Regions from separate parts of the Homo sapiens genome. Here region 2 is linked to region 1. The links are chromatin loops, found by intact Hi-C in ENCODE. Cell type or tissue: heart left ventricle. All regions are shown on one strand. Each heading gives the region's core, and the rest is flanking DNA. Links, peaks and the distances in the headings are about the cores only. Region 1 holds the start of LOC105376238 (a long non-coding RNA gene). Region 2 overlaps ASTN2 (astrotactin 2).

The links. A loop is a pair of places that touch in the nucleus more often than their neighbours do. Peaks named below come from ENCODE experiments on the same cell type or tissue, not always from the same donor. Only the 100,000 strongest peaks of a DNase experiment are listed, where the experiment ranks them.
Region 2: a loop joins it to region 1, with 5 times the contacts of the local background. A loop is called at or near these places in 4 of 110 quality-filtered maps.

The regions. Positions count from the first base shown.
Region 1 is chr9:116,840,302-116,856,610 of GRCh38, reverse strand. All of the region lies in intron 11 of ASTN2 (astrotactin 2), which reads left to right. LOC105376238 (a long non-coding RNA gene) reads right to left here and starts at 11,292. Exons shown (of 2, transcript XR_930275.3): 1 at 11,139-11,292; 2 at 8,225-8,777. LOC105376239 (a long non-coding RNA gene) reads right to left here. Exons shown (of 4, transcript XR_001746552.2): 3 at 15,094-15,182; 4 at 13,483-14,229. RefSeq lists an enhancer at 15,274-16,018. In heart left ventricle, for the core only: no CTCF peak of the experiment used is centred there; no DNase peak of the experiment used is centred there.
Region 2 is chr9:116,789,067-116,805,375 of GRCh38, reverse strand. All of the region lies in intron 13 of ASTN2 (astrotactin 2), which reads left to right. Among named protein-coding and RNA genes, the nearest start is that of TRIM32, 110 kb to the right of the region's middle. RefSeq lists enhancers at 3,133-3,634, 4,627-5,371. In heart left ventricle, for the core only: no CTCF peak of the experiment used is centred there; no DNase peak of the experiment used is centred there.

The sequences.
Region 1 (16,309 bases), core at 4,347-12,346:
TTATAGCACTGCTCAGAGGGAGGCAAAAGCTGGAATCTGGTTCAGTAGGGGAGAGAGACCGGCTTTTCTCCATTCCTCATCCTTTCCCCCTCTTAATGACTCAATTGCAGTGTAATTAAAGGAACAAAACTCAAGAGGGGTGGGGAAGACTAGCAAGAAGAGTCAGCAGAGTGAGAAATCACCTTGGAGCACAGCCCAGGCACTGCTGACCAGGGAAAGCCCAGCCCTGCCTGCCTGGGCATGTAACCCTCCTACACGGTGCAGCTGGGCTGAGCCTCCATGGGATCTAGCCCTTGGAGACTTGTTTTTCCTTTCCAGAAATGGACTTTCAAAGCTAAATTTATCCCTGTAGATCAGCCACATGGGGTATGATAGATTCAGAAGACAACTGAGACAGATTTTGCCAAAATCCAAAATGAGAGGACTGATGGTTGCCCTATTTTTCTTTTTAAAAATTATTAGAAAGATGCAAAGGCAGCAGGCAGGTGTCTTTATGGGAATAACTTCAGGCTCTTGGGTTGCAAAACAGGATTTACAGGATGACATATCGCCCCCATGGTGTCTTCATCAAAGTATCCTCTAGTCAAATAGGTTCACAGACAGAGAATTCTCTATATGTATTGAATACCTTGATCAGTAATACTAGGCCTAATATTATTAAAGCTACTAAAAAATAAATGAATAAATGCTATAAATAATATCAGGCCTAGTATTACTGATACGGATATATAGAGAGAACATTTCAGTACTAATTATGTGCCTGGCCCTGGAAATCCTCACAGCTACCTTATAAGGAAAGCATTATTATTACTCCCATTTTATCCATGAGGAAATAGAGTCAGAAAGTATGAGAAACTTGCCCAAATCCAACCAGCCAGGTAAAGGCAGAGGAAACTCCAAACTCTGTCAAACTCCAAAGCTCATTCTCTTAATTCATCAGAAGACACCCTCCCAAGGCTGAGAATAGTTCCCTAGGGATAAGGCGAATGTCCCCAATGTCAGGAAGCATGAAGAGAGGGGCACTTTCTTCTCTTTACCCTCTATCAATGTCCAGTATTTATTTCTCCTCCACTGCATCCAAGAGATCCAGAGGAAGCTAAAGAGGCTAAGTATTGGAAAAGGACATAGGAATAGTCAGTAAAGAAGGAAATTGGAACTGTATTGGAAAAGGACATAAGAATAGCCAGTAAAGAAGGGAATTGGAACTGTACTGTGTCCACTGATTCAATGCCTGCACACAGGACTCAAAGTTTGGGAAATGAAAAGGAGGGAGTAGCTCCTCAATCAGGAGCATTTGCATCTTTCCAATCAGTGCATTTGCATCTTTCCTTTATGAATTTGGAGCAGGCTGGGTGGGTAGGTGGGGTAATAGGGTTTCCAAGATTATTGTGTGTGGCATTCTCATAAAGCCTATGCACCCTTTTATGACATTAAATATTTTTTTCTTCTCATGACATTTGAAGCCTTCTCTATTTTTCCCCTTATTTTATTTCGTTGGGACTTGGATTTGCTGGGTCTGATGGTATTTCTGGTAAGCTGGTTTTATTGTGTGGAAGTCATTATCTGTTAAAGTCAGGAAGCAGCCCCCCTTTTTCCAAAGTGATGGGTTTTACCCTTTGATTCCTGAAATAATGGTGGGGGGGGAATAATGAGAAGGGAGGCCGGGCGCGGTGGCTCAAACCTGTAATCCTAGCACTTTGGGAGGCCGAGGTAGGCGGATCACAAGGTCAGGAGTTCGAGACCATCCTGGCCAACATGGTGAAACCCTGTCTCTACTAAAAATACAAAAAAATTAGCAGAGCGTGGTGGCAGGCTCCTATAGTCCCAGCTACTCAGGAGGCTGAGGCAGGAGAATGGCGTGAACCCGGGAGGCGGAGCTTGCAGTGAGCCAAGATGGTGCCACTGCACTCCAGCCTGGGGGACAGAGGGAGACTTGTCTCAAAAAAAAAAAAAAAAAAAGAGAGAAGGAAGCCCCAAATTGGAGGCAGGAAATGGAAGCTGCACTCCTAGTTTTCCCAACTGTTGTCTGCAAGCCCTGCATAAATCACTGCTCCCACTACCATCTCCCACTACCATCCCCTACTTTTGGGAAGACACTATAGTGCTTAAGTACACAGTTTTTAGCATCAGAGAAACCTGGGCCAAAATCTTACCTTGTCATTCACTAGCCATGTGACTTTGGGAAAAGTTACTTAAAGCCTCTTAGCCTTGGGTTCCTGTTGAGTAAAATGGGGATAATACTACTTATGCCTGCCAAAGCTGCTGTTAGGACTAACTGAGAATGCATACGCAATGGGCTAGAACATGGCCCTAAGCAGGCACAAAACATGGTTGCTATTATTATTATCTGATATCTCATGCAGGGTTGAGTATGGTGGTGGTGGCAATGATGAGAGCTAAAATTGTTTGAATGCTTGCTATGATTCAAGGCTTCTGAGGTGGATCTCATTATTATCCCTTTTCTTACAGATGGGAAAACTGAGCCAGAGAAAACTTAGGTAATTTGCTCAGGACCACAAAGCTACTCAGTTCTAGAGCAGGGAATTCGGGCCAAATTGGGCCAAAGCAGGTTGATAACAAAACCCTTAACCAGGACAAATTCATATATATCACTAATATTGCCTAATATTTCATGAAGGGGAACATCCCAGCATTTGCTTTGTCTTCTGGTTGGACATGTTGATTGCTTCCAGATTTAGTCTATTATAAACCGTGCTGCTCTGAGCACCTTTGGGCAGAAGCCACCTTCTGTGTTTTGAGCTGTTTCTTTAGAAGAGATTCCCAGAAGTCTGTAAGGACAGTTTTCAAATTGTATTAGTGTTTCATGATTTGGGTGAAGGTGTGGGATGGATTTTTTCAAAAGGAGCAATAGAGCATCTGGTGCTCCACACTGTTTTAGGTGCTGCTTTTCTTTCAGAGTGCAGCCCAAGGGCGGGCTAGGGTATTTGGCCTAAAGGGTCTCTGATCAGGAGAGTGATAAAATAAATGTAGTACATGTGGGAGTGGAGTCCAGTGAGGTGTGCACTGTGTCTGTGAGAGAGGGTCCAGATACAAGAGGCAATGCAGAGGAGAGTAAATGAGGCCGTGGGTCTGCTGTCTCCTTGAGGGTTTGAGGAGGTCAGAAGCCATGACTACAGAACTTTTAGTGGTTGTGCCAAGCACCAGTGAGTGTCTCCTGAGGCATCAGAATGCTGATCATCAGACACCTTCTCCTTAGCTCTGAAACGAAAAGCTGGAATAATTGTGTTCATCTTAATTATAATAATAGAATTTTTGCATTCATAAGGTATTTTCTCCATCTGATCATCAATCTTCCTTTAAAAATTTTTTTTGGTTTTCTAAAAGTAGCTCATTCTCATTATAAAATAAAATAAATTTGTACAGTGTTGAAATGTATAAAGAAAAAAACTCAAGGCCCCCTTTCTTAACTACTCACCCACTTTAGATAAATGTGCCACGGTTTGGTGTATATATAGATAGATACATATCCTTCCATACACTTCTTCCCTATGCATATGCAAATATAAATAAGAATTTATATATGTAATTTTAAAAATGGAAGCATAAAAAGCATACAGTTGTGTTTCTTCGGGACAATTTTCTAAGTCAGAACTACACATTCTGCTTTTCCTAGAGCTTTTCCAATTTTTTTTTCTTTTTAGGACAACTGACTTCCTAGCTTGATCTTAACCGTGTGTGTGTGTGTGTGTGTGTGTGTGTGTGTGTGTGTGTATTTTCCCCTTGGGTAATAAATAAAGATGATCAAATTGAGGCTAAAGAGCACAAGAGCTATGCTTGGATAGAACCCAGGTGTCTGAAATTCCAGTGTAGGACTCTCTTCCACCCAGGATAACATGCTTTTATTTTTATCATCATTCTTTTGTCTTTTATCATAGGTCTTGAGGATAAATGGATGACAAATGACATTATTATTATTGTTATTAAATTTTACAAATAATAAAGGTATCCTTTTGCCTGTATTCTCCAGCTTCTCTCTGATCCCTGCTTTAAGAAGTCTTGACCCACTAGCCCAGGTATTTTGAAATCCCTTTCCCTTGAGGGAGCAAACAGTGAGAAGGTTTCATCAAACACTCAATAGCCTTTCTCCTCATTGAGAAAATTCTACCCGAACTGAGTGACAGACGTTCCTAGAGAGAGATGGGCTAGTTAATCAGAATTCCAGTCCAGTAAAAAGAATAGACTTGTCCATAATTCAGAGTTGGATTCAAATCCCATCCCTGTAACTGGGAAGCTGTGTGACTTTGGACAAATTGCTGAATGTATCTGAGCCCCTCTAATCTGATCCATAAAATGGGAATGATCCCTGCACCTTACAATATTGTTGGCCGGACCCAGTGAAAGTAGCCAGGCATGAGCAAAACCCAGGGCCATGGCCTCCCTTCCTAAGATCAGGTCCTATTGTGTAGAGAGGAGCTTGTTGAGCTAGGAAACTTAGTAGCCTTTTCTGGCTTTCCTTGGTTTTCAGAAATTTTCTTCATCATCACTGAAAGGGAAAGGTGATTTTTCAGGCCCATGATCATGGGGATAATACAGTCCGAGGTGATGAAGGGACCCTGTTTCTCAACATGACTCTGTTTACTGTGAATCCTCAGCTATGCTCCTGTCCTTCCTACAAATTCAGAGTTAAACTTGATTCTCTCTGGGGCATCTCCCTTTCCCGCCACAGTACCTAAGTCAAAGATGTACTTGGTTCCAGAGGGGGAAGACACTGCAGATAGGCCTATATAAGAGCCAGTGGGATTTGGCACCCCTCAACTTACTCTGCAGAGCTGTTCTTTCATGCACATTGAACCTTAGGGAGAAGATGAGGTTCTCCATTGGAGGAATTTCAGGCAGAAGTGGTGGAACTGACCTTCACGTTTTTGTTGTTGCCTTATTTAGGTAATGAAGCAATTCAACTAAAACGTGTTTTTTTTTAATTATGAAATTATTATATGCACATACAAGAATATTTAGGACATATAGAGAAAAAATAAAGAACAATATCACCCATAGTCATGTCACCTCCAAATAGCTACTACTAACATTTTGACATGTCCTTTTAGTAGATTTACTATAAGATAGATAGATAACTAGATAGATAGATAGATAGATAGATAGATAGATAGATAGATAGATGTTTAGCAATTTTACTGTGCAATATAATATATAGAAAAATATGTAAAACATTATTTACAGTTTTGATACGAATTAAGCAATTCTCACCTAAACCATCACCCATGTCAAGAAATAGAATATTGCCTGCATTCCATAAGCCCTCCCCCAACACACCCACCATGCCTCCATTTCCAATTGTAACCCTGTCCTCCCTTCTGGAAGTGGCCAAGACCCTGTCTTTTATGCTAATCATGTTTTTTTTACAGTTTTCCCACTTAGGTATGCATAGAGCAGCTCTTTTATGTGATTCTTGACTGTTGGTAATGGATTCTCCAGCATCTAGCACATCTTATCAAACTAGATCAAACTTGCCTTTGGTTGAAGCAAAAACTGGTTATTAGACAACCCACAGTTGAATTTTAGCTGCATTCAGAGCTCAACAACTAAGTACTGCTGTGTAAGACCCTCTTCTGGGCCCTAACATTAGAAAGATACTGTGTCCTAACTAGCAAAGAGTCCATAGTCTATTTACAGAGCTAGAAAATGATGCTTTGGATCCTACTCCCTAGAGTCACACATGGATCCTTCCTTTCTGCACAATGATAGGATGAACTTTCTCCTTCCATAATGATTCCCTCTGGTGTAGACTCTGGTTTGGGCTGCTGCTTCTCTCTTTTGAATCTTTGGCACCCACATGAGCGTATTTATTTTTCTCCAGCTGGTACCAACCCTTGCAGGTTTTTTCCTAAGGCTCATTTTAAAATGTTACATCTTGAGTTCATCCTGGGTAAGAGGAGAACCTTTTAGGCAGGGGGTGGGGTAGAAAAAAAGAACAAATGTCTCAAATGACTTTTAAGTGTAACTTTGGATCTCTGAATCTTGATAACACCCTAGCAAAATGGTATCTCAGTCTCCATCCTGTGAGTGTGGAAGCCAACTCAGAAAGGGAAGTGACATGTTCATTGTCACTCAGATAGGAATTGGTAGCATGGATATCAGGACTCCAAAATAAGGACTCCAGTAACCACTAGATGACATTGGTGGGGATTTGAGAGCACTGGTTCTGGGGTCTGGCTTCCCAGCACACAGATTCCTGCTGTTCTAGTTGATGACATTGGGCAATGTAGTATCTGTGTTCTCATATGTACAACAGCATCTCAACATGGAGTTGTGGGGAAAGTTAAGGGGGATGATGTGCACTTCACCCATCACTCAATATTTAGTACTCAGTAAATAGCATGTAGAGAACAGTCAGACAGGCTACTGGGGAGGCCTTGGGAATAAAACCTTGAAGGGCCCTGCCCTGGACTGGGTGGTTAGTGCCTTGCTGGCCTTGCTGTGGGTGTTGCAGTTGATCCTGGATTCCCATCACTTGTGAGTTTCCTTCCACCCACGTCCGTCCCCAGAACACTGGACTTGGGAACCTCATCCTTTTCAATCCCCTGAGGGTCCAACATATATGGCATCTGTCTCCATTCAGAGAAGGATTTTTTTTCTTCTTTTAAATTGCTCTCTGCAACAAAAAATAAAATATGCATACCATCCAAAATTATACTCAACATAAGCTGAATAAATATATACCCACAGAAGCATATGCTCAATGGTTGCTGCTCTATGCTTTGCAAAGCCAACCAGCTTTAAAATCTTTCTCACTCACAGTCTGAGTGATCAATGAGAAGGTGTGATGTGAGGACACAGCCTCAAGCTGCTAATTGAGTTTTTAGTGACAAGAGATGGGGAAGCGATACCAGCCTGTTAAACCTAGCAGCATGGAAAAGTCCGTATGTCCAGCCTGCCCTAATGAAGGCCTGGCCCTGACCCCTGAATAAGTAACTCACTGCTAGGCACAAGTTATTTGGTATCAAGCTGTACAGGTTCAAATCCTGTCTCGATCCCTTCCTCTGTAATGAGACAAGTTGCTTTAAACCTCTTTAAGTCTTAATCTCCCAGTATTCAAAAAAAGGGTGAAATAATAGTACCTGCAAATTAATATATATTGGTGTTTATCCCTGTTTCTGGGCATATAACTTCTAAAATTCTTGTTATCATTAAAGTGATAAGTGTCTTTTGTATACTAATGAGTTGACTGATGGCTATCCACCCTTAGGTAGCTTCAGGGTGAGGGCTGGTCACAGGAAAGGCCAAGACAAGATTAGAGGGTTGGGACTTTTAGCCCCACCCCCAACCTCTGAACTGGGGAGAAGGGCTTAAAGGTTAAGTTGATCACCAGTGGCCAATGATTTAATCAATGCTGTCTAAGTATTGAAGTGTGCATAAAAATCCAAAAGGACTAGGTTCAAGAGTTTCCAGAGAGTAGAACACATGGGGGTTCCTGGAGGACGATGTGCTCAGACAGGGCATGGAAACTCCGTGCCTCTTCCCACATTATTTGCCCTGTGCAACTTTTCCATCTGGTGATAATTGGTATATCCTTTATAATAAACCAGGGAACATAAGTATTTCCCTGAGTTCTGTGAGCTGCTGTAGCAAGTTCATGAAACCCAAGGAAGGGATTGTGGGAACCCTGATTTATAGCTGGTCATCAGAAGCACAGGTTTAATAACCTGGGGCTTGGAATTGGCAGTGGAAATTGGAGGCAGTCTTATGGGACTGAGTACTCAACCTGTGGGATCTGACACCATCTCCAGTTAGATAGTGTCAAAATTGAACTGAATTAGAGGACACCCAGCTGGTGTCTGCTGAAAGATCTCCCAGAGAACTGGTTGCTGCCAGAGAGAAATTGCCACACACTTCTTGGTGACCAGAGGTCACAGAAGTGTTCTGTGTTGATTGTGTGGTGAGAGGGTATCACAGGAGAAACTGAGTTTGTTTTTCCTATGTCACACTACCTTACATGGTTGTTGTATGAGGAAGTATTGCGGAAGGGCTAAGAAAAGAGACTCAGGTGCCAGGCTTCCTGGCTCCACCACTTACTGGCCGTGTGACCTTCATCAAGTTAATACACCTCTTCGTGCTGCGCTTCAGATTCTCCATCTGTTAAGTGGGCATGATATTGGTGTTTGGTGTTTGCCACATAGGTTTGCTTTGAGGAGGGAATGAGTTAATGCACATTCAATGCTCTTAGGAGGAGACCTGGTTTCATAGTCAAGTGCTCAGGCAATGTCACAATAAGCTATTTTCCCCAAATACCTCCCTGCACTTGATCTGTAGCAAAATTCCCTCGGCTCTGTGCTACTCAGAGAAGTAATAGGACATGAGGCTTCTGAAAACAGAAAGACATCCAAGCATCTATGGTGAGGACCTGAAGCAAGTCATCTTCCCTCTCCAAGCCTGTTTTCCATCTGTGAGTGGTGAAAATAATGGTGCATTCTTTTCTGGGTTGTTGGGAAGATTTCATAAATTAGCATAGCCTAGCAGTGTGTCTGGTGTATGGGGGGTACACAACAGATGTTCATTTTCCTCCCAGCGCCTTGAACCCAGGTGAAGACAGTTAGAGCCTCTGCCTTGGGAACAGAGAGAGCTCCTTCACTGAGCCATGCCATCAGCCCAGAGGGTACAGCTTTGTAGCAGTGCAGACCTGAGTGGAGCCTCTGTCCCGCCCCACATCTAATCACTGTATGATCTTGGGAAGTTCTCTTACATCTCTGCACCTCAGGATATTATTCTTCCAAATGGCGTCAGCACCTCTCTCCATGAGGCTAGAAAAATATAACAGATGAGGAAGTAACTTAGAAAGCTTAACACATTGTAAAAGGCAGCGTAGTGTGGCTTCAGATCCTGGCTGTGCCACTCACTTGCCTTGTTTCCTTGGGACAAGTTCCTAAAGCTGTCTGTGCCATAGTTTCCCTCTCTGTAAAATGAGTAGACTAGTAGTTCCTATACCATCAGGCTGTGCACATAATGAGTTAATATTCAAAACACATCGAAACAGTGCCTGGCACATGATAAGTGCCATTAAGTGTTAGCTATTATTATTATTAATGAGCTACACAAAGGCTATTTATTATCATCACCAGATAGGTATTGAATAGACATTCCTCAGGAGTCTTGGCAGATTTTCCTAGGAAAGTGTTCCCTGGCCTCCCTTGCCTCAGCCCTTGGTGCTTATAAAAATCCTCAGCTGGGCACGGTGGCTCATGCCTGTAATCCCAGCACTTTGGGAGGCAAAGGCGGGTAGATCACAAGGTCAAGAGATTGAGACCATCCTGGCCAACATAGTGAAACGCCGTCTCTACTAAAAATACAAAAATTAGCTGGGCATGGTGGTGTGTGCCTGTAGTCCCAGCTACTTGGGAGGCTGAGGCAGGAGAATCACTTGAACCAGGGAGGCAGAGGTTGCAGTGAGCCGAGATTGTGCCACTGCACTCCAGTCTGGTGACAGAGCAAGACTCCATCTCAAAAAACAAAACAAAACAAAACCTTGAGAACTATAAGAATGTGCTTACTTACTTTTCTCCCCCCATTAGAATATATGTTTTTTTTTGTTTTTTGTTTTTTGTTTTTTGTTTTTTTTTTTTTTTTTTTGAGAATGAAGCTAAGGCTTTATAATTCCTGGAAGACAGCAGGTTCTGAATAGGCATTTGTTGAACTGAACCCTTGCTGTGTGCAGAAGGCTTCGCGACTGCCACCAAAAGGTTGACCAGCCATTTTAAGAGGCTGTAGGGGAAAGCTTCAAGCATGTTCCCAAGCCACTTGCACTAGAGCAGGTGCTGCCTACTGCGAGAACCTACCTCCCTTGGAATTCCTATTGACCACTGGCAGAGAACCATAGAATGTCCAAGATGGGAGACCCCTTACGGACCAGCTACCACTTTTCTCACTGGACAGTTAGGAAGATTGACGGCCAGAGAAGGGCAGGGATGTGCCCAAAGCAAGGATGGTAACCTGTGTCCCCTAATTACGTGGGACTCCTCTAATGGGAAAAGTAGCCAGCATATATTCAGATAATTAGCTGTGATCAGTGTGTGTGAGCAAACCCAGCCACGCAGTAGCATGCTGTCATTGCAGCACTGCTCTTGATCAGAAACCATCCTGAAACATGGCTTATCTCTCTCTTGGGGTTGATCCGGTCCCTCCAGTTGGTCTAGATTTTCTTTGAAGTTAGGAACCATTATGCCTTTCACTCTCTGCTTCCCTTTTATTAAAATACATTTTTAAAATTGTTTTAATTGTGATAAGATATGCATAACATAAAATTTATCTCCTTAAGCATTTGAAGTGAACAGTTTGGTAGCGTGATGCAAATTCACATTGTTGTACACCCAATCTACAGCACTTATCTCTCAAAACTGAAACTCTATACCCATTAAATAATTCCTCATTCTCCCTTCCCCCAGCCCCTGGCAACCACCATTCTGCTTTCCATCTCTGTGAATTTGACTGCTATAAGCACCTCATATAAATAGAGTCATATAGTATTTGTCTTTTTGTGACTGGCTTATTTCACTTAGCATAATGTCCTCAGGGTTCATCCATGCTGCAGCGTGTGTCAGAATTGCCTTCCTTTCTAAGGCTGAATAATATTCCATTGTGTGTGTATATGTATCTGTCAATGAACATTGGTTGTTCCTACCTTTTAGGCTATTATGAATGACAATGCTATGAATAAGGGTGTATAAATATCTCTTTAGGATTTTATTTTCAGGGCTTTTGGATATATATCCAGAAGTGCAATTGCTAGATCATATGGTAGTTCTATTTTTAATTTCTTGAGGAACCTCCATACTGTTTTTCATAGCAGCTGCACCATTTTACAATCCTATCAAGAGTGTGCAAGGGCTCCAATTTCTCCACATCTTCACCAACACTCATTATTTTCTGAATTTTTGGTAACAGCCATCCTAATGAGGGTGAGGTAGTTTCGATTTGCATTTCGCTAATGATTCACTAATCATTTTGGTCATCTTTTCATGTGCCAATTGGCTGTTTGTATATCATTTTTAGAGAAATGTCTATTCAAGTCTTTTGCCCATGTTTTAATCAGGTTGTTTTTTGTTGTTTGGCACATTTTTTATCATAAGCCATTTTGAACTATGACTTTTCTCCCTCTGGGAATTTACCTGATCTCTACCATTGGTCTAGATTCTTCCTGAAGTCGGGAACTCTCACATTTTCTACTTCTTGGTGCCTCCACAAGAAAGGAATGGTACGTTTGGGAGGCCGAGGCGGGCGGATCACGAGGTCAGGAGACCGAGACCATCCTGGTTAACACGGTGAAACCCCGTCTCTACTAAAAATAAGAGAAACAAAATTAGCCAGGCATGGTGGCAGGCGCCTGTAGTCCCAGCTACTCGGGAGGCTGAGGCGGGAGAATGGCGTGAACCCGGGAGGTGGAGCTTGCATTGAGCCGAGATCGCACCACCACACTCCAGCCTGGGCAACACAGTGAGACTCCGTCTCAAAAAAAAGAAAGAATGGTATGGTACAGTGGAGAGAGCAGGGGCCTGGAGTCAAACGCCCCCATGTTTGCACCCTGGTTCTGCTAGAACTACAAGGAAAGACATATCCAGCCACAAAGCCTCAGTTTTCTCTTCTGCAGACATCAAGCTAATAACAGCAATAACAGCAATCTCATAGAAGTGTGGGCCTTCAGCAAAGCAGTATAAGGAAAACACTTCCTATAGTGCCTGGCCCACAGTGTGTCCTGAAAGCATTTGAATTTCCTTTCTGGTGTCTTCAGTAAGTGTGTGTTGAAGGCTGCACAGATGGCTGGCATGTGGGGATAATGGCCTGTTGGTATTTCATTGGAACTCAAGCCAAAACTAAGCAATACAACCAGACATTTTATTACATTCCAAAAATATTTACTGAGCACTGAATATTAAGAGTGATAATAATCATAATAGCAACTTTTATAACAATCAGGATCTTACCATTGTGCTAGATACTATGTTAGGGACATTAAATGTCTAACTTTTTGTTTTTTTTTTTTTCCTCCGTAGCAATTCTGAGTAGGTGTAATTAGGCTCATTTTACTTTGAGGAAGTTGAGGTTCAAATGTTAACGAAGTGACTGGCTAACATTACATGGTTAGTAAGTGGCAAAGACAGGTGGGATTCAAGCCCAAGCTTGCTTGACCCCAAAGGCCACATTTGCCTTGCATACTGGCTTGTCTCCCTCCCACGTGCTGGACTGAGAAAAGGAAGCTGTGTGTATTACAGTCCCTGTCCCCAAATAGCTGTGGACTCGTAGGGAAACAGACTGTGACCCAGAAACCGTCCCACCTGGCAGAATAAAGCTTGTGCTAGGAGAAGAATAATGAACATGGGAGAAAAAGAAAACTGATTCTTTCTGATGTGGGACATCAAAAGGAAGAAGGAACTTCCACACAAGGATTTTTCATTCGTGACAGCACTCAATGTTCCCAGCAATCCCAGGAGGCGGTTATTTATTATTGAGTCTATTTTAGAACAGGAAAAACAGGACCAGAAAAGTGCAGTGACTTGCCTGAAGTCACACAGCTAGGAAATGACAGTATCTGGATTAATCTTATTTTTATTTTTTTGTCTCCTCAGCATTCTTCTGCTTTTTGAACTCAGGAACATAACCACAGAGACTGCTGAGAAATAATTTACAGAGTTTTTTAAAATTTGATTAAAAAATAATTTCAACATTTATTTTAGCTTCAGAGGGTACATGTGCAGGTTTGTTACCTGGATATATTGTGTGATTCTGAGGTTTGCAGTACAATTGATCCCATCACTCAGGTACTAAGCGTAGTGCCCAATAAGTAGTTTTTTAATCCTTGCACCTGTTTCTTCCCTTTCACCTCCCTGCCTCCTTCCCCCATCTGGTAGTCCCCAGTGTCTATTATTGCCATTTTAATGTCCATAAGTACCCAATATATAGCTCCCACTTTTTTTTTTTTTTTTTGAGACAGAGTTTTGCTCATGTTGCCCAGGCTGGAATGCAATGGTACGATCTTGGCTCACTGCAACATCTGCCTCCCGAGTTCAAGCAATTCTCCCCCATCACCCTCCCGAGTACCTGAGATTACAGGTGCCCGCCACCACCCCTGGCTAATTTGTTGTATTTTTAGTAGAGATGGGGTTTCACCATGTTGGCCAGGCTGATCTCAAACTCCTGACCTGAGGTGATCTATCCACCTTGGCCTCCCAAAGCACTGGGATTACAGGCATGAGCCACCACGCCCGTCCTAGCTCCCACTTATAAGTGAGAACATGCGGTATTTAGTTTTCTCTTCCTGTGTTAATTAGCTTAGGATAATGGCCTCCAGCTGCATCCATATTGCTGCAAAGGACATGATTTTTTTATGGCTGCATAGTATTTCAAGTGTATACACACCACATTTTTTTAAATCCAATCCACCAGTTGATGGGCACAGGTTGAGTCCATGTCTTTGCTATTGTGAATAGGGCAACAATGAACACACGGTTGCGTGTGTCTTTTTGGTAGAACGATTTATTTTCTTTTGGATGTATACCCAGTAATGGGATTGCTGGCTCTGAAGGATACATAAGATTCTTCAGGAAGAGGAGGCCAGGCCTGGCTGAGGGCAAAATGTGGAGAGAGATACTGAGGGTTGGACCCTGCAGAGAACAGGTGCTGCCTGGTAGTGCCTAAGTGGTTTCCAGATCCAGGTGTAGGCAGAGGTGAAGCAGGGGCGTGGTTTTCATTCTCTGCCAGGGAGCTCTCCTGGGGGATGGGGGCAGGCTCTGTCTCCTCCACTCTGAAGTCTCAGGCCCCCTGGTGGTGCCTGCAGCTGCTGTCCTTCATTACCAAGGACTATTGATCCCTGTAATCCTTTTTGCATGCCCTCCCCCCGCCCCACCCCACCCTCGCCGCTTCCCTCCTTGTGAGCACCGAAGTCCAGCACAAATTGAGCGGCAGCTGAATTGGCATGAGTTGATTAAAACTCCCAGTAATTATGGGATCTTGATTGATCCAAATCAATGTCAGCATTAATAGACGGGCTAGCTGGCCTGGTTGACAGATTGAGGCTGAGTGGCAAGAGGGGTGGGGGACTGGGGACTGGCAGAGCCTTTCCCACTCACTTATATGCCAGGAAGCACACCAGAGCTCTCCTGGGATGAGAAGAACCAGGCCCACTCAGTTTCTTATCAAAGGGATGGTTCATATTGAAGAATTCAGCAGCCCTTCTTCAGCCTGTGTGATCTTCAATAACCTTGCCTGTAAAATGAGTATATTGTATCTTAGAGGTCCTCTGAGTTTTGTGGGGATTAAAAAAGATAGCATATTGGGAAACATCCAGCTTATGGTAGGTGCATAATAAATATGCATTTCATTTCCTTCCTTGCATCTTTCCCTATCTCTTCTTCCCAAGATGCTGTACCTAATCTGTACATCCAAGACTATGCCACAAGCAACCTCTCTGTCCCTAAAGCACCAAAGTCCTCCGATAACTCATTACAGGGCCCTTCCCACAAGGTTCTCAGAATCTCTGTGTTACACTAGCCAGTCTGAACCACTTGTAACACCACAGACAAGCCACCTCCATGTGGTTCAGGGAAAAGAGAACCTCATTTGGCCCCATAGTCAGGGGGCCTTCAGTGGTGGGCTCAGTCAGACTCTTGCTTGCTGTATGACCCAAGGCAGCTCACCTGACCTCTGAGTTTTAGTTTCCTCATTGGAAAAGTAGGCATGGAAGAAATGCCTAACCATTTCCCTGTATATGGTTCCCTTACATTTCTCCCTGAATGTGTCCTATTTGGAGAAAGTAACAAGGTAACTACAATAGCAGTTAGCATTTAGTGAGCACCTGTCAGGCATCAGGCACATATCAGGTAAATGACCTCCTGGGATCCTCTCACAAGCCTAGTGAGGAAGGAGTTATTTTCTCCAATGTATAAATTGTGGAAACTGAGACTCAGAACAGCCAGGGCACACATTGAGGAAGTGGCTCAGTCAGACTTCATTCACAGTTGTGTCTATTCTTTGTGACTGACAGTGTATTCTGGCTTTCATTATGTGTTTAGTCTCGTTATTTTCACCTCTCATTTCATCTTTACTACTGCTGGGCATGGTGGCTCATACCTGTAATTCCAGGGCTTTGGGAGGCTGAGATGGAGGATCACTGGAGGTCAGGAGTTCAAGACCAGCCTGGTCAGCATAAGACTCCATATCTACAAAAAATAAAAATAAAATTAGAGTCAGTCTCCTCTCCCTCTCCCTCTCCCTCTCTTTCCACGGTCTCCCTCTCATGCCGAGCCGAAGCTGGACGGTACTGCTGCCATCTCGGCTCACTGCAACCTCCCTGCCTGATTCTCCTGCCTCAGCTTGCCGAGTGCCTGCGATTGCAGGTGCACGCCGCCACGCCTGACTGGTTTTCGTATTTTCTTGGTGGAGACTGGGATTCGCTGTGTTGGCCGGGCTGGTCTCCAGCTCCTAACCGCGAGTGATCCGACAGCCTCGGCCTCCCGAGGTGCCGGGATTGCAGACGGAGTCTCGTTCATTCAGTGCTCAATGGTGCCCAGGCTGGAGTGCAGTGGCGTGATCTTGGCTCGTGCAACCTCCACCTCCCAGCAGCCTGCCTTGGCCTCCCAAAGTGCCGAGATTGCAGCCTCTGCCCGGCCGCCACCCCGTCTGGGAAGTGAGGAGCTTCTCCGCCTGGCCGCCTATCGTCTGGGATGTGAGGAGCCCCTCTGCCTGGCTGCCCAGTCTGGAAAGTGAGGAGCGTCTCTACCCGGCCGCCATCCCATCTAGGAAGTGAGGAGCGCCTCTTCCCGGCCACCATCACATCTGGGAAGTGAGGAGCGTCTCTGCCCTGCCGCCCATCGTCTGAGATGTGGGGAGCACCTCTGCCCTGCCGCCCCGTCCGGGATGTGAGGAGCGTCTCTGCCCGGACGCCCCGTCTGAGAAGTGAGGAGACCCTCTGCCTGGCAACCGCCCCGTCTGAGAAGTGAGGAGCCCCTCCGCCCGGCAGCCGCCCCGTCTGAGAAGTGAGGAGCGTCTCCGCCCGGCAGCCACCTCGTCCGGGAGGGAGGTGGGGGGGTCAGCCCCCCACCCGGCCAGCCGCCCCGTCCAGGAGGGAGGTGGGGGGGGTCAGCCCCCCGTCCGGCCAGCCGCCCCGTCCGGGAGGTGAGGGGCGCCTCTGCCCGGCCGCGCCTACTGGGAAGTGAGGAGCCCCTCTGCCTGGCCACCACCCCGTCTGGGAGGTGTACCCAACAGCTCATTGAGAACAGGCCAGGATGACAATCGCGGCTTTGTGGAATAGAAAGGGGGGAAAGGTGAGGAAAAGATTGAGAAATCG
Region 2 (16,309 bases), core at 3,298-11,297, 50 kb after region 1:
AAATTATCATATAAGTACAGTTAATGGCATTTTGAAAAACATTAATTAATCTTTCAGTCTACTGAAAAATAAGTATTTTATGCATGCTGTTCAGGCAGTTCAAAAATAAGGACATTTAATGTAGTAGAAAATAAAAATCGCATCACCCAGAAATACCTAGAATTAACATTTTCCTGAATGCTCTTAAAATTTCTACTTCTCTCTTTCTCTCTCTGTTTTTTCCTGTCTGCCTACACACACACACACACACACACACACACACACACTCCCCAAATCCCAGTAAAGCTGTTTAGAAATTGCTTTTTTCACTCAATAGTGAGTGACGGCTAGGTTGGCCAGATTATGTGAGGATTAAAGATGCAAGATATTGGTAAAGGGTTTTTGGACAGTTGAAACTGTTCTGCCTAAAGAAGAGAAACTTTAAGTGGTGACTTACTTATGCCTCAAAGCTTGAAGAACCATAAGCTAGTAGAGTGAGATTTGTTGTATGTATGGAGAAGGATTATCTAAACACACACTCACACACACACACACGTACACACACACATTATACTTTTAACCATGTTTGCATAAAAAAAAAGATATTATCACAAAGCAAGGCTCTCCTAATCATTTGAGGTCATATCAATAAAAGTCAGAACTAGTAATAAGTCACCATTATAATAATCATTGTTTCCATTCCATCATCTTACTAATAGTAGTGATAATTGTATTATGAGTGGTAATAAATGGTTACCATTTATTAATAATTATTCTGTGTCAAGTTCTTTACTACTAACTACTAACAATAATAATGTCCACTAACATTAATTCAGCATACACGAAAGGGTTTTCTAAGTATTTTTTGTCTATTAACTTATGTAATCCTCACAATGATCCTGTGAGGCAGGAGTCATTATCATCCTTTTTATACAGAAGAGAAAGAGAAATCTAGAGTAGCTTTCCAAAGACTCCCTTCTAGGAAGTAGGAGAGCCAAGATAATTTCATTTTAGCTTCATTATTAGAATCACTGGAGGCACTATGACCTCCATTTTACAATTGAGAAATTAATCCAGAGAGGTTGAGTGACTTTCTCAAGATCATCATCTAGTAAGAGGTAGAGTCAGGAATCAGATGTAACTCCAGCTGACTCTAAAACCTTGCTCTTGTATTTCAATTCAGCATACCCTCTTACTCCCATTTTACAGAATGAGAATGGAGATGTGAATTCACTAAAACCGTTCATCCTTGTAATCATCATATACTCTTTGAGAATCTCCTCTTTCTCATATACCATGCTGGTTATTGGGCATAAGATGGAAAAGGAGATAGAAATGGCCCCTCTGACACTTTAGGTATCGTTGGCAGGTGGATCCATGACTCAGTTGCTCAAGCAGAGACTGAATGCTACTTTACTGGAAAAGCTCCGAGCCAGGCATGGTGGCTCACACCTGTAATTCCAACACTTGTGGGAGGCCTAGGTGGGAGGATCACTTGAGCCCAGGAGTTTGAGAACAGCCTAGGTAACTTTGCAAGACTCCATCTCTGCTAACTTTTTTTTTTTTTAAACTGGGCTGGGTGTGGTGGCTCACACCTGTAATCCCAGCACTTTGGGAGGCTGAGGCAGGCGGATCATGAGGTAAGGAGATTGAGACCATCCTGGCTAACACAATGAAACCCCATCGCTACTAAAAATACAAAAAAATAGCCAGGCGTAGTGGCAGGCGCCTGTAGTCCCAGCTACTCAGGAGGCTGAGGCAGGAGAATAGCATGAACCCAGGAGGCGGAGCTTGCAGTGAGCTGAGATTACGCCACTGCACTCCAGCCTGGATGACAGAGTGAGACTCCGTCTAAAAAAAAAAAAAAAAAAAAATATATATATATATATATATATATATATATATATATATATATTATTCGAACTTGGTGGTACATGTCTGTAGTCCCAGCTACTTGGGAGGCTGAAGCAGGACCATCACTTGAGCCTGGCCATTCAAGGTTACAGTGAGCTATGATCATGCCACTGCAATCCAGTCTGGGCAACAGAGTGAACACTTGTCTCTATTTAAAAAAAAAAAAAGAACAAAAATCAGGAAAAGCTCTGGGAAAAATTTAAGGATAGTCTGGATGAATTGCAGTTCAATGCTGAGATTCTACAATACTAGTTTTCTATAATTTTAATGGTCTATGAAAGTGTGTCTTGAGCAACATCATGGATAGAATAATGTTGCTTGGAATACAAAATAAAAAAATAAAGGAATTATTCCTTCTCTTTGAGGAAGAAATTTAAAAGCTTGCAAGATGACACACACAAGTTTTAAAAAAATAGAAAAATTTAATTTGCAAAGCAGTGTTCCAAGGAAAGACGATGGTTTCCAAAGAGTTCCCATGGAAGCCTGTTGAAAGGAATTAGAAGGAAAGATAAAGGGCTTCTCAAAGGACAAAGTTTGTGAACTGAGGTTTGAAGTGATAGCAAAGAATAGTGCCTCTTGGGACAGATAAGAGTTAAAGGGCATTTTCCTGTCCAGGAAGGAGCCTGCAAAGGCCCAGACATATGGATAAGCAAGGGTGGGAGTCAAGAAAACAGACTGCCAATGAACATGCCTTCAAATCCCAGCCCCACCCATGAGAAGCATAATTCTACTGCTTCATCTTTAAAATGGGGTGCTTTTAACAGAAGCCAGCCATTTCCATAGGTACATTGTATGTTTTATGGAGTTTCATTTCTCACAGCAGCTCTCAGAGTGGCTGGCATTTGATAATTGAGCCAATGTACCATTCTGTTGTGTGAAGGATAGCTTGGTCCAAAAGAAGGATCCACATGGGTAGTAAGAGGCTAGATCCTGAACAAACTTCATTAAATCCTGGGATCTCATTTTACATGCAGGGAAAGGACTTGGTCACAAAGCAAGTCATTGTGGGACCAGCCCACGTTCTCAGTTCTCCTGACTGCTTGGAGTGCTTATCTTCCCACGGCCAACAGACTCGTCAGTGAGAAAGAGCATGGCACCGCTGGTTGTGGTGGCTCATGCCTGTCATCCCAGCACTTTGGGAGGCTGAGGCGGGCAGATCATGAGGTCAGGAGATTGAGACCATCCTGGCTAACATGATGAAATGCTGTCTCTACTAAAAATACAAAAAATTAGCCGGGCGTGGTGGCGGCTGCCTGTTGTCCCAGCTACTTAGGAGGCTGAGGCAGGAGAAGGGCGTAAACCCGGGAGGCGGAGCTTGCAGTGAGCCTATAGTGGTACTGCACTCCAGCCTGGGAGACAGAGCAAGACTCCATGTCAAAAAAAAAAAAAAAAAAAAAAAGAAAGAAAGAAAGAACATGGCCCCTTAAAGGCTGGCCTAGGACTGACTGTCCAGTCCCAGACACAATTTTAGGTCCATTAGAAGTCATTGTTCTGCCTCAAATACTCTGCTAATTGTTTCCAACTTCTCAACCCTGGATTGCCTCTGAACAGCCAGAGCCTAAGTGCCCTGATTTGCCCATGGAGGGGAGTACAGTGAACAGACCAGGATTTTCTCTTTTGATGACCCTCAAGATTTAGAAAACTCCCAAGACTACCACCATTATATTAGAGCAATCTATTCCATTTAAGCTCTGTCGTCCTTGGCTTCAGCTAAACTTTCTTTGCAATTATTTCCATCTCCAGACCATGTATCCTCTTGGAACCATGCTAAGTCAGTTGCCTCCCCACTGTGGAAAGGCAAGCCACTTCTGATGGGTCTAAATTTATCTTTTCCTTTTTTTCTTTTCTTTCTTTCTTTTTCTTTCTTTCTTTTTTTTTTTTTTTTTTTTTTTTTTTTGAGACAGAGCCTCACACTGTTGCCTGGGCTGGAATGTGGAGTGCAGTGACATGATCTTGGCTCACTGTAACCTCCACCTCCCAGGTTCACGCGATTCTCCTGCCTCAGCCTCCCAAGTAGCTGGGATTACAGGCACACACCACACCTGGCTAATTTTTTGTATTTTTAGTAGAGACGGGGTTTCGCTGTGTTAGCCAGACTGGTCTCAAACTCCTGACCTCGCGATCCACCCCCCTTGGCCTCCCAAAGTGCTGGGATTACAGGCGTGAGCCACCCCGCCCAGCCGTAAATTTATCTTTTTCAAGTCTCCCTTCCTGAGCTCCAGACAGCAGGGAGGATGGAGCTCCTTTGTCCTTCACATTCCTGAAAGCCTGCAAATATTTCAGCATCAAATGCAGTTGTCATTTCTCTCCTCCTACTACTTCCTTTCCTCCCTCCTCTAAGTAATCTCTGGTCCAGCCCTAGAGAGTAGCCAGCAAGTACTGCCACCAGCCGTCTCACCATATGCCTCATTTCCTGACAATTGGCTGGCCTAGGATATCAAACTCTCTACCAGCTAGTGTCTCCTGTGTGACAGCTGCAGTTCTGCTTTGTACTCCTCCCTGCCCCTGCCTAGATCACCCCACCTAGCAACTGCTGATATAAGAGAGGTCTGTGTTTTCATTTCCTCTCTTGAATCTCTGAAAGAGCAACCCAGATTTCTGCTTTACAAAGCGCTTAAAAATGTAATGTCTCTGAACTAGACAAGAACTTAAAGATTAACTATTTCAGACCTTACTTGTACAGATGGAGAAACGGAAGCTCAGGAAATAATATAACTGGCTCAATATTCACAGTGATTGGAACTCCTCTCATGCTGAAAGTTAGCTTCTGACTCCCAAACCAGTGCTCCCTGGTTTCTTGTTCTGCAATAAAGGATGTATGCAACTACTTTATATCCCATATCAGCATGTGATGAGGAGAGCCATGTGTTCTATCCCTGTTCTCAGTGTAGAGTGAGGACCCAGGTGCCACAGGGGGAGACCAAATTTATAACTAAGGAGGGATCTTAGGCAAAGACCACTCCATGGGGAGCTACCTCTTCAGGTCACTGCATGTAGGCTACAGCCTGTTCTGGGGGGCGAGCATGTGGTGATATTTCCTGAACAGTCCAAGGGTTTGCACTGTGTGCAAAAATTAAGCATGGTGCACATTAAGAGATTCACATGGAAAGATAAAGACAGGGCAAGAGTGACAAGGAGACTCAGTCAGACCGAGCAGAGGCAGGGAGAAAGAGACAAAAACAGAGGAGACACTAAAGAACAGTCTATGTCACAGCAGGAGGGAACAGCAAGCAAAGAAAGAATTAAGAAGAGATGTAGAGCAGTGAACAGAGTTAAGGAGGTACAGAGACAGACAGCAGAAGGCGGGGAAGGGGGAAATGTGTGCAAGACGGAAGGACTGAAGGAGACATGAAAAGATCAAGAAAGAAGGACACAGTTCATACAAAAATCAAAATACAGTTTATTCCTCGGAAGGGAATGGGGCTTGTTTTGAGAGACTGGATGGTGCTGAGAGAGACCACTGGATTAGGAATTATGTTGAAATTGACATGAATGAAGCCTTTGGTAAAATGTCAAGTTCTGTGGAAATGTGAAGAGCCAATGATTTCACTTCCAAATTGCCCCCAAATCCATTAAGTGATGTCAAGCTTTGTTGTTTCTTATCCCTTCCGGTGCTAAGTGTTGGTCTCAGTGATCCATGTAGGGTCACTGTCAGAATCCCCTTTCCTTTGCTCTTGATCAGTGTGGGAATTGACAGACTATTCAAGTGAGATAAACTCACCAAAGATTGGTGGTATTTGATGTTTATTTGTTTGTTTTTTATTCTCCCCCCCCCCACTCTCTTACCCACATTCATTCTACTTCATTCCTATAAGGAAGAAAGGTAAACTTTGGTTATAGATTGCAGAGATTTAGATAAACATCAGTCAAGAGCTATTATTGAACCTGGTGTCTCAGAAATGACAGGAAGGAAAAGCTGCTTGGGAATGGGGACTGAGCAAATTACAGTGGTAGATTTTGCAAAAGCCTCATCATAAATAAGATGGGTCTGCTGGCAGTAGGCATTTGCCAATAGGCCCTCAAGAATGACCTGCAAAGAGCTGGAGGAGCTCATGAGAGATTTATTAGAAAGGGACTTTTCAATCTTGTCTGCTTATCAGATGTGCATATTGTATAGCATAAGAGGACAGTTTGGGGTAAGATGTGGGATTTGGGGATTCAGCACCCACAACCCACGCTTGGCAAGACTGAAGGGCTTTCTATAAGGATTCAAGGAAAGCTGGTGTTTGTTAGTAGCACTCACTCATTCCCCCACTGAGGATACTGAGTCAGTTCTTATTAAGTGGTCTCCAAAGCTGTTGTGGCCTATGATTTTTCTAGTGCCTTCCTAAGAGGTGATTAATTAAACATGCTGCTTCTGAAACCTTCTTTCCCCTCCCTTCCACCTCTTTCCCTCCCCCCGCCCCTTTAATGGTGTGTACATTTTTTATGTGTCTGGACCTATGCTGAATACTTTATGTGTTTTTTCATTTGATATTTTCACACCTATTGCAAAGGAGCCATTAACAACTTGGCTTTATGAATAAAAGGAAATGAATGTATCAGTCAGAATGCATTCGTTTGTGTCTTGGGAACAAACAATTTCAAACTTCAGTGGCCTGACTGTGAAAGTTTTTATGTGTTGGTCATACCACCTGCCTCTCCCTGAATGGCAGGGGCCCTGGCCATTCTGGTGTTCGGAAATCTGGACTGACAGAAGAATCACCTTTCTGTGCTTCCATTAATGCTTTCATAGTGAGAAACAAACTTGGCTATCATAACTTTCTCCTAGCAGTGAAATTCTGCTTCTATTTCTGGTCAAATTAAGTCCCATTGCTATCTCAAAGGATTGGACAGAGACATGCTATCTTATGATGCATCTTACGATAAGACATGCTGTCTTATCTCAGCACATTGTAAGACACTGAGAAGCAAAGGCACAGACATATTTGTGGGACACTGAAGCACAGACAGATTAGGCTAACTAGCCTAGCAGTCAAACAGCTAAAGTGGTAGCATCTGGGTTTAACACCAAAGTTCACTTAACAGTCATGCCTTCAAGGCTCCCAGCACTCTCCTGTTTCATATTGCAGCCTCTGAGAACTATACTACATCATTCTATTCTCTTGTCAATTTCTTTCTTTCAGTTACTGAAGAACCACAAAATTTATAGCTGGAAAAGCCTTGCAGAACAATTTGAACAAACTCTCCTCTTTTGTTTGTTTGTCTGTCTGGGACAGAACCTTGCTCTGTCGCCCAGGCTGGCGTGCAGTGGCATGATCTTGGCTCACTGCAACCTATGCCTCCTGGGCTGACCTGATTCTCCTGCCTCAGCCTCCAGAGTAGCTGGGATTACAGGCGTGCGCCACCATGCCCAGCTAGTTTTTGTATCTTTAGTAGAGACAAGGTTTCACCATGTTGGCCAGGCTGGTCTTGAACTCCTGGCCTCAAGTGATCCTTCCACCTCAGCCTCCCAAAGTGCTGTAGTTACAGATGTGAGTCACTGCACCTGGCTAAACTCTCCCCTTTTGTAGATGGGATACCTGAGGCTCACAGTGGTTAAGTAAATTGCCTAAAATTGTATCACTAATAAATGAATAAGCCAGTCCTTCAATGCTCAGTCTGTTTGTCTGCACTATATTCTGTCTGAAGCCTTGGAGACATGGCATCCAACCCTGACACTGTACAGGAGCACCAATGCCAAGGTCCCATAGAGAATTAGTGGCAGAACCAGGCCTGGAAAGTTGTGTTTGTGCACTCTCAGGTCTGTGTGCTTTATAATAGACGATGATCTCATTGAAATAAGAAAAAGCAAAAGAGGCTGTTAGTAGAGACAGCATTAATTAAAAGGAGGCATTAGCTTCTGATTTTCAAGGCTATTCCCAAGCCTCTCTATGGAGCAATATTCTGCAGTATTCAAGCTCTTAGCAAAATCCTCAACTTGTCACTTGGAAACATAGCACTTTGCTGCCTTCTTTGAGGGACCATTGGCAAGATCTTAGAAGTGCACTGAGGACAGCAGTTGGAGGCTGGATTAGAGGAGTCAAGGGGTGAATTTTCCTGGCATTCTGACTCCTGAACTGGTTGCAGAAAAAAAAACCTCTTTTCTTTTGTGTGGCTCCATGTTTCCAAGGTTTTCTGACATCTTCTGCAGGAATCAAGACCAGTGTTGGGTGTAGCATAGGGGCTGGAATCAGAAAGCTAACTTTCTTTTTTCAAACCACTTTATTAAAGTATAATTGACATATAAAAAGCTGTTCTTATCTAATGTGCACAACTTGATTAGTTTGGAGATAAGTATATACTAGTGAATCCATCACCACCGTCAAGGCCATAGATAGATCCATTACCTTCCATAGTTTTCTCCCACCCTCTTTGTTTATTTAGATTTTTATGCTAAGAACATTTAACACCCAGCATTTTGGGAGGCCAAGATGGGAAGATTGCTTGAGGCCAGGAGTTCAAGACTAGTCTGAGGATTATAGTGATATCACATATCTACAAAAAAAAAAAAGAAAAATTAAGTTAGCTGAACATGGTGTTGTGCAGCAGTAGTCACAGCTACTTGAGAGGCTGAGGTGGGAGGATCACTAGAGCCCAGGAATTTAAGGCTGCCGTGAGCCATGATGGCACCACTGCATTCCAGCCTGGGTGACACTGTGAGATCCTGTCTCAAAAAACAAAACAAAACATTTAACATATCTTAGTGAAATTTGAGTCTACAATACAGTATTGTTAGCTATGGGGACTATACTATGTAATAGATCTCCAGAACTTATTTATCTTGCATAATAAAACTGTTCCCAAAACTTTGTGCCCTTTAGTCCTTGCCTCCCCATTTTTCCCTTCACCCAGTTCCTGACAACTGCAATTCTACTCTCTGCTCCTATGAGTTTCTGATACTGCTCTGCCATTTCCTGCTGTATCACCCTTGGCCATTCTTCTCCCTGGTTTCTGTGGCCTCTTCTGTAAATTAAGGCTAATGCAAATATCAGATAGAGGCTGAGAGCATCTGACACAAAACATAGCATTTTTGCTACTCAACTCCTATGGCCAGGAGCTTAGGGAAGCTTTTCCTATTCACCTGATCATAAGAATCACGTGGGGCTGCACCAAGACCCACCATTTTTCCCAGAAAAGGGATTCGGGAAAGCGAATTTTTACCAGTATTTCCAAGTGGTTCACATGATCCAACAATTTTGGGATACAATGACTTTGTATTTAAGAGGCCAGCTCTGGACTCAGAGTCCCAGCTTGGCCAACTGTGTGACTATAGACACATTATTTCATTAAGCCTCAATTTCCCCCATCCCTAAATTAAGAATAATAGTAACAATGCCCACTTCCTGGTGTTGAGATAATTAAATGGAATTGGAACCTGTTTCATATCTGTCCTTGGCAGACAGAAGTCCCACGTGCCATAGAGGGCTGCCAGGTTCATCACTAAGGAGGAGCTGTAAGCAAAGCTCACTTGCATGTGCAGGATTATGCAGGGACTAGATCCTCTTCCTGGCTGGTGTGCTGCTGTTAAAAACTAACAGGGTCCAAATCCCGTGTCTGCCCTTTCCAAGCTGTGTGGCTTTGGATAAATTTCTTAACTTCAGTAATCTCAAGATCTTCAACTATAAAGTGGTGTTTTACCTTAAAATAACCCTGAAGAGCTTTGGCAAGGATTTAACAGGCAAATAAGCAAAGCTCCCAGCACACAGTAGGATCCCAATAACCATTCCTTTCTCTGCCTTAAATTGCATTCCTTTCCCCCCAGTTCCAGGAGCCATACAGCAGATGAAGATGGGTTTTTTTTCATTCCCTGCAAAACTTATTTCTGGACTGGAGCCAGGGTTATCCTCTCAACTTCTTCTAAGCAGCTCATGTTTTGGTAAACATGGTGCTTTCATCAAATGCCCAGGATAGGGGCAGAAGCTCAGCCCTTCATGCTCTGGGGGTGAGGGTCATGGGAAGTGGACAGCTCAGCTAGCAGTGTGGAATCACAGCCTCGGGAAAACATAATCTCTCCAGTGTGTTCTGTCACCTGTCCCTTATAGGGACATCCTTTTTTTTCTGTCTGAACATTCTGTAATGAAACACATCTTATTAGGAATGTGGGATTTAAGTGTTCATATTTACTATGTGGAATTTGATAAAGGGCCTGGGCCCAGATCCAAAAGTTGCAGTGGTGTGCTAATCTCCCACCTCTAGGGTGATATTAAAAATATTTACTGATAAGGCCGGGTGCAGTGGCTCACGCCTGTAATCCCAGCACTTTGGGAAGCCGAGGCGGGTGGATCACGAGGTCAGGAGTTCGAGACCAGCCTGGCCAACATGGTGAAACCACGTCTCTATTAAAAATACAAAAAAAATGAGCTGGGTGTGGTGACAGGTGCCTGTAATCCCAGCTACATGGGAGGCTGAGGCCAGAGAATCACTTGAACCCAGGAGGCGGAGATTGCAGTAAGCCGAGATTGCACCATTGCACTCTAGCCTGGGCAACAAGAGTGAAACTCCATCTGAAAAAACCAAGCAAACAAAAAAACAAAAACAAAAACATTTAACGATAAGCATAGAAGTGCCACTTGCCCAATAGGAAAGGAGGCCCTTTCAAACAGCATAAAGCTTAACCAGCAAGCCTTGCTGGACTGCACATCAGTCTCGCTCACCTACTACCTGTCCTAATTTTCTTCCCCTATTATCACCACATCACATCCTCTGTTCATTTCCCAATACCCTTAAAGCATAACCCATCTTGTAAAACTGTTTTCTATCCCTTTCAAAGCCTGTGTTTGAGGGGCATAGGCAGATATTTCTCCCATGACACATGTTGACAAAGCAGATTGATGCTCATACGCTTTACATGAGAAAATTGAAGCCCAGAGAGAGGAAGCATGGCATTCAAGGCCACACAGCGTGTAAATAATGGAGCCAGGATTGAAGGGCTGCTCTTCTAAACACTCCATGGCCTCTAGATAACATGTGTGCTCAGGCACATGCACATGGTCTAAACCAAGCTCATCCAACCCACAGCCTGCAAGCCATATGTGGCTCAGGATGGCTTTGAATGTGGCCTAATGCAAATTTGTAGACTTTCTTCAAATATTATGAGGTTTTTGGCCCGGCTCGGTGGCTCACGCCTGTAATCCCAGCACTTTGGGAGGCCGAAGTGGGTGGATCACCTGAGGTCAGGAGTTCGAGACCAGCCTGACCAACATGGAGAAATCCCATCTCTACTAAAAATACAAAATTAGCCGGGCTTGGTGGCGCCTGCCTGTAATCCCAGCTACTCGGGAAGGCTGAGGCAGGAGAATCACTTGAACCTGGGAGGTGGAGGTTTTGGTGAACCGAGATTGCACCATTGCACTCCAGCTTGGGCAACAAGAGTGAAACCCCATCTCAAAAAAAAAAAAAAAAAAGGTGTTTATTTTTGTTTTGTTTTGTTTTGTTTTGCATATCAGCTATTATTGATGTTAGTGTATTTGATGTGTGGCTCAAAACCATTCTTTCTTCTTCCAACATGGCCCAGGGAAGCCAAAAAATTGGACACTCCTGGTCCAAACCATATGATCCTCTAAGAGCTGGGAAGCAAATAATAGCTCATCATTATTATGCATGAAAACCCTATCTAAAGGTGGGAATTTTCCATATATCTGCTTAAAGTCAGAACTCAATACACATGAATTATGCCAGTGCTTCTCAAACTCTAAGGTACAAACCAATTGCCTGCTAAAATATAGATTATGCATCAGTAGGCCACAGGTAATAAATTCTGAGGCTCTGTATTTCAAATTAGCTGCTGGGTCCAAGGACCAGCTTTTTTGTTTGTTTTTCAAACATATTTAAGATTCTGTTTTTTCTGGACCTCAATCCCATTTCCCAAAGGACCGTTAAGTTCCTTTTGTATTCACCAGAATTTTAAACAAATTAAAATATGTGTTTCCAAGTGGGATCATATGATCTAAATATCTAGCTAGCTAGATAGCCAGCCATACTGTTCTGCACCTTGAGTTTTTCACTTACTCATAGCTCTTGGAGAGCTATCAATGTTTATAGATCTTCCTCCTACGTTTCAGGCATACCATATTTTTCCACTGTAGGGATAACATATGCTCCATGAGGGCAGGGATTTCTGTCTGTGTTGTTCATTGCTGTGTCCCCCGTTCCTGCTGAATATGTGTTGAATGATTGAATCATATAATTATTAACCACTCCTTTATTCATGCACATCTAGGTTGCTTCCAGTTTTTGGCTTTTCCAAAACGTATTTCAGTGAACAATTTTATGTATATATGTCTGAGCATACTAATATATCCGTAGGACAAATTCCTAGGAATAGAATGATTGGGTTAATTGTTATGTGTGTTTTATTTTATTATTTTTTGTTTGTTTCTCTTTTTAAATTTTTTTTTCAACTTTGAGATTCAGGGGGTACATGTGCAGGTTTTTTACCTGGGTATATTGCATGATCCTGAGGTTTGGGCAATGAATGATCCCTTTACTCATGTGCTGAGCATAGTACCCAATATTCAGTTTTTAACCCTTGTCCCCTTTCTCCTTCCCCCCTCAGTAGTCCCCAGTTTCTGCTATTCCCATCTTTATGTCCATGAGTACAGAGGAACAGCTTTGAATAGCAAAGTGTTAAACTGAACTTAAATGCTAGATGGAAACACGAGCTGCCTAGGTTATGCCTGAGAATGAAGAATTGTTGTTCCTCCATTTGCCAGTTTGAAAGCAGGAACCAAGTCCCAAGGCCAATGGCACTAGAGATCCATGGAATCTTAAAGAAGTCTTCTGCGTATAATCCTCTCTAGAGTGACCAAGTGCAGAGAATATGTTTCAGTTTTGCAGCAGCCAGGGGAGACAGACCTCTCCTGCAATCCAATAGGCCCCCGGTGCATAATGTAGCAAAGGTTATTTTGTGTTCATCCGCTCTGCTATCTGATGGGCACAGGGATGCTTAGAGATCAGTGCCAACAGAGAAGGCACTTATTGAAGGCAGGCTGCTAAGTCCCAGGTGCTGAAGCCACGGTTGGGTGCCTGGATTAGAGCCTCCTCTATGTGCCCACGCTGCAATTTCAGCCATAATTGGATGCAGCAGAAAGCTACTTACCAGCAGAGTGCTGGGCTGCATTCTGCTTCAGGTCAAAGGTTGAAGACAAACTCCTGGAAGAGTAGCGAGAAATCCATTTAGGAGAAGACATTGGCCTGGGTGAAGCTTTATTATTCTTAAGCGCTGAAACAAAAATCTCATAGCATCAACACCCATTAGTTTGACTGGGGATAGAAAGTAAGTAGTAAAATTAAGATCTAGTGAAAGATGTTCTTTATTATTATTATTTTTTTAATGGGGAGCAGGGAATTGGGATCCATTTTTAAACAAGCCCTCTGTAATCTTTCCCCGTATTTATGGTAAGAGAGGAAAGAAAAATAGCCACTTTAATTTTTTAAAATTTTCTCAATGTTAACATCTCTAAATATACCAAACCTGGTCATTTTATGAAGAAAACAAATTATACAGAGTATATTTCAAATGTTCTCCAACTAACCTAAAAATGTGTCTCTAGACTGCAAGAGGTGCTAAAACAACAAAATCAACAAGATCCATTTTGCTTGTCTTCACAGCTCGCTTTCCCCCCTTTTTTGGTTTTGTTTTAAATTTCTGGCTTCAAAATCCCTGACTGTGTTCTTTTTCTAGAAGGGGAAAGCCTATCTGAATCACTGAGACATCTGAAGCAGAGACAATTTTTAAAGAAGCGCAATTTCATTACACTCAAATGCAGGCCGTAACTCAGGCTGGTCTAAACGCTCAGAAAGAAAAGTCCTTAGGGAACCTATGAACAGATAAGGTTAGATTGTAATTAGCACAGTAATTGTAATTAGCAGAGCAATTGTAATTAGCACAGTGATTGTTTGTTCATAATGGCTGCTTCCAAAGTGACTCCAGGCAGTTTGTTCTCTTAAGTGTCTTCTGCCATTTCCCCCATGATCTTGTTTACACTGCTAATGCACTAATGTGCTTAGCAATCTCTTTTATAAATAAACACTTCTAAGGTATGAGCCAGCCCAGCTGCTGGTCAAGGCATTATGCATTCTTAATGGAGTCCACAGTACTGAAATTTTACTGTATTACATTATGGTCAATCCACATTGGTATCTCACTCAAGAAAGAAATCACACCTCAGAAGTCATTTGTTACTGTTATTGTTTTATTAATTATAAGAGGGAATAAGATGATGACAGAAATGAACTTGAGGTCAGAAGTTCTAGCCCTGGCTTTACCACTAGTTCTCATTTGTGAGTTAACGAGTTTTTATTGAACATCTGTTATATATCAGGTCTTATAAATCTCTGGAGATAGGGCTGGGTGCGGTGGCTCACGCCTGTAATCCCAGCACTTTGGGAGGCCTAGGCAGGTGGATCACTAGAGGCCAGGAGTTTGAGACCTTTCCTTCTTTCTTTCTTTTCTTTTCTTTCTTTCTTTCTTTCTTTCTTTCTTTCTTTCTTTCTTTCTTTCTTTCTTTCTTTCTTTCTTTCTTTCTTTCTTTCCTTCTTTCTTTTCTTTCTTTCTTTCTTTCTTTCTTTCATTCCTTCCTTTCTTTCTCTTTCTTTCTTTCCTCTTTTTCCTTTCTTTTCAATATGGTGAAACCCCGTCTCTAGTAAAAATACAAGAATTAGCCCAGCGTGGTGGCGCATGCCTGTAATCCCAGCTACTCGGGAGGCTGAGGCAGGAGAATCGCTTGAACCTGGGAGGCAGAGGTGCAGTGAGCCGAGATCACACCACTGCACTCCAGCCTGGGTGACAGAGTGAGACTCCATCTCAAAAAAAAAAAAAAAATCTCTGGAGATAAAGAGAAGAAGACAGTTGACGTCCCTATTCTTGTGCAGAAGGACTACTCATCAAGTGCATTTTGCTCAGTGAGAGGCAGCGAAGACTCCCTGGAAGAAGTGCTTCCTGAGACCTGGAGGCTAGAGTAACAGTTAGCATGTGAGGGAGTGTTCCAGGCAAATGAGAACAAAGAGGGTCTGCAGACGTGAAAGTCAAGGTGGGTCATGAAGGGGTGGAGGGATGGGATTGCAGAGGTAAGGAAGCCAGGGCGGAGGATGGACATTCCAACAGGAAAGGCTATGTAAGCACCAAAGGGGGCCATTACTAGCTGTAAGACCTTGCACCTTCTAATTGCCTTTCTAAGCCTCAGTTTTCTCACCATGAAGTCAGGGAACATAACAGTGCCTGCCTCACAGGAGAATTATGAAGAGGAGAAAGAGGTGATGAGAAAAGTAAGGGTAGGCCGGGTGTGGGGGCTCACGCCTGCAATCCCAGCACTTTGGGAGGCCGAGGCAGGCAGATCATCTGAGGTCAGGAGTTCAAGACCAGCCTGGCCAACATGGTGAAACCCAGTCTTTACTAAAAACACAAAAATTAGCTGGGTGTGGTTGTGAGTGCCTGTAATCCAAACTACTCGGGAGGCTGAGGCAGGAGAATCGCTTGAACCAGGGAGGCAGATGTTGCAGTGAGCCAAGACCACGCCACTGCACTCTAGCCTGGGTGACAGAGTAAGACTCTATCTCAAAAAAAAAAAAAAAAAAAAAAAGAGAAAGAGAAAAGTCAGGTTAAGATGCCTTGTAAAGATGTGGGAGTATTAGTGACATTTTCCTCAACATGAATCCAGGGATCTGTGAGATACCACTTACTCCAAAATTGTGTTGTAGTGTGCGTCCTGTCACACTTGAAATCATGTGAGATGCAAATTTGCCAGCATTACTTTCTTTGTATTCCTTCCAGATAAATGAAACAGTAAGTCTATTCTAAGGTCACATTAATAAGCCCACACATGTGTATCAAGAAAATTAACTTTTAAGGAAATAGTTTTATTTCAAAGAGATGCCCTGAATTGAAATGTATGTAGTAACAGTTCTAATGAAAGATATGATCACAGTTTATTGGATGTGAATTTATACAGAAAGCTCCAAGGGCAGTGGCTGGGGTTTTATGTAACATCACTACTGAATAATTACTATTAATGATAATCTAGTGGAACACCTCAAAGGTGGCTTTTAAGAGTCCAAAATGAGCATTTATTTTTTTATGTTGCCTGAGATCCTCAGAGGAGCCCATTAAGTGGACAGTTAATTAGCAGGCACAAGCCAGGAGTCAAAGCTACAGGCATTTGAGTAGCCCAGGGCTGGTTAATTCATTGTATGCCTGAGGACTTTGAAAGAACCTTAAACCCTGAGTCAGCCTCTTCATTCTTTACTGAGTTCCCAGTGACCTTGAGGCTGCTTCCCTTTCTTTTTGATGCTTTCTAGTGTAGGAGGAAAGAAAGACGATGAAGTGATTGTTCTTACTTGTCATGCCGTGGTTCAGAGAACTAAAGTTGCTCTAAAGGATATCCCTGTAAGTTTCGATTAATTCCCTACTTCTTAGGAGTTAGTGAGGACCCAGCCA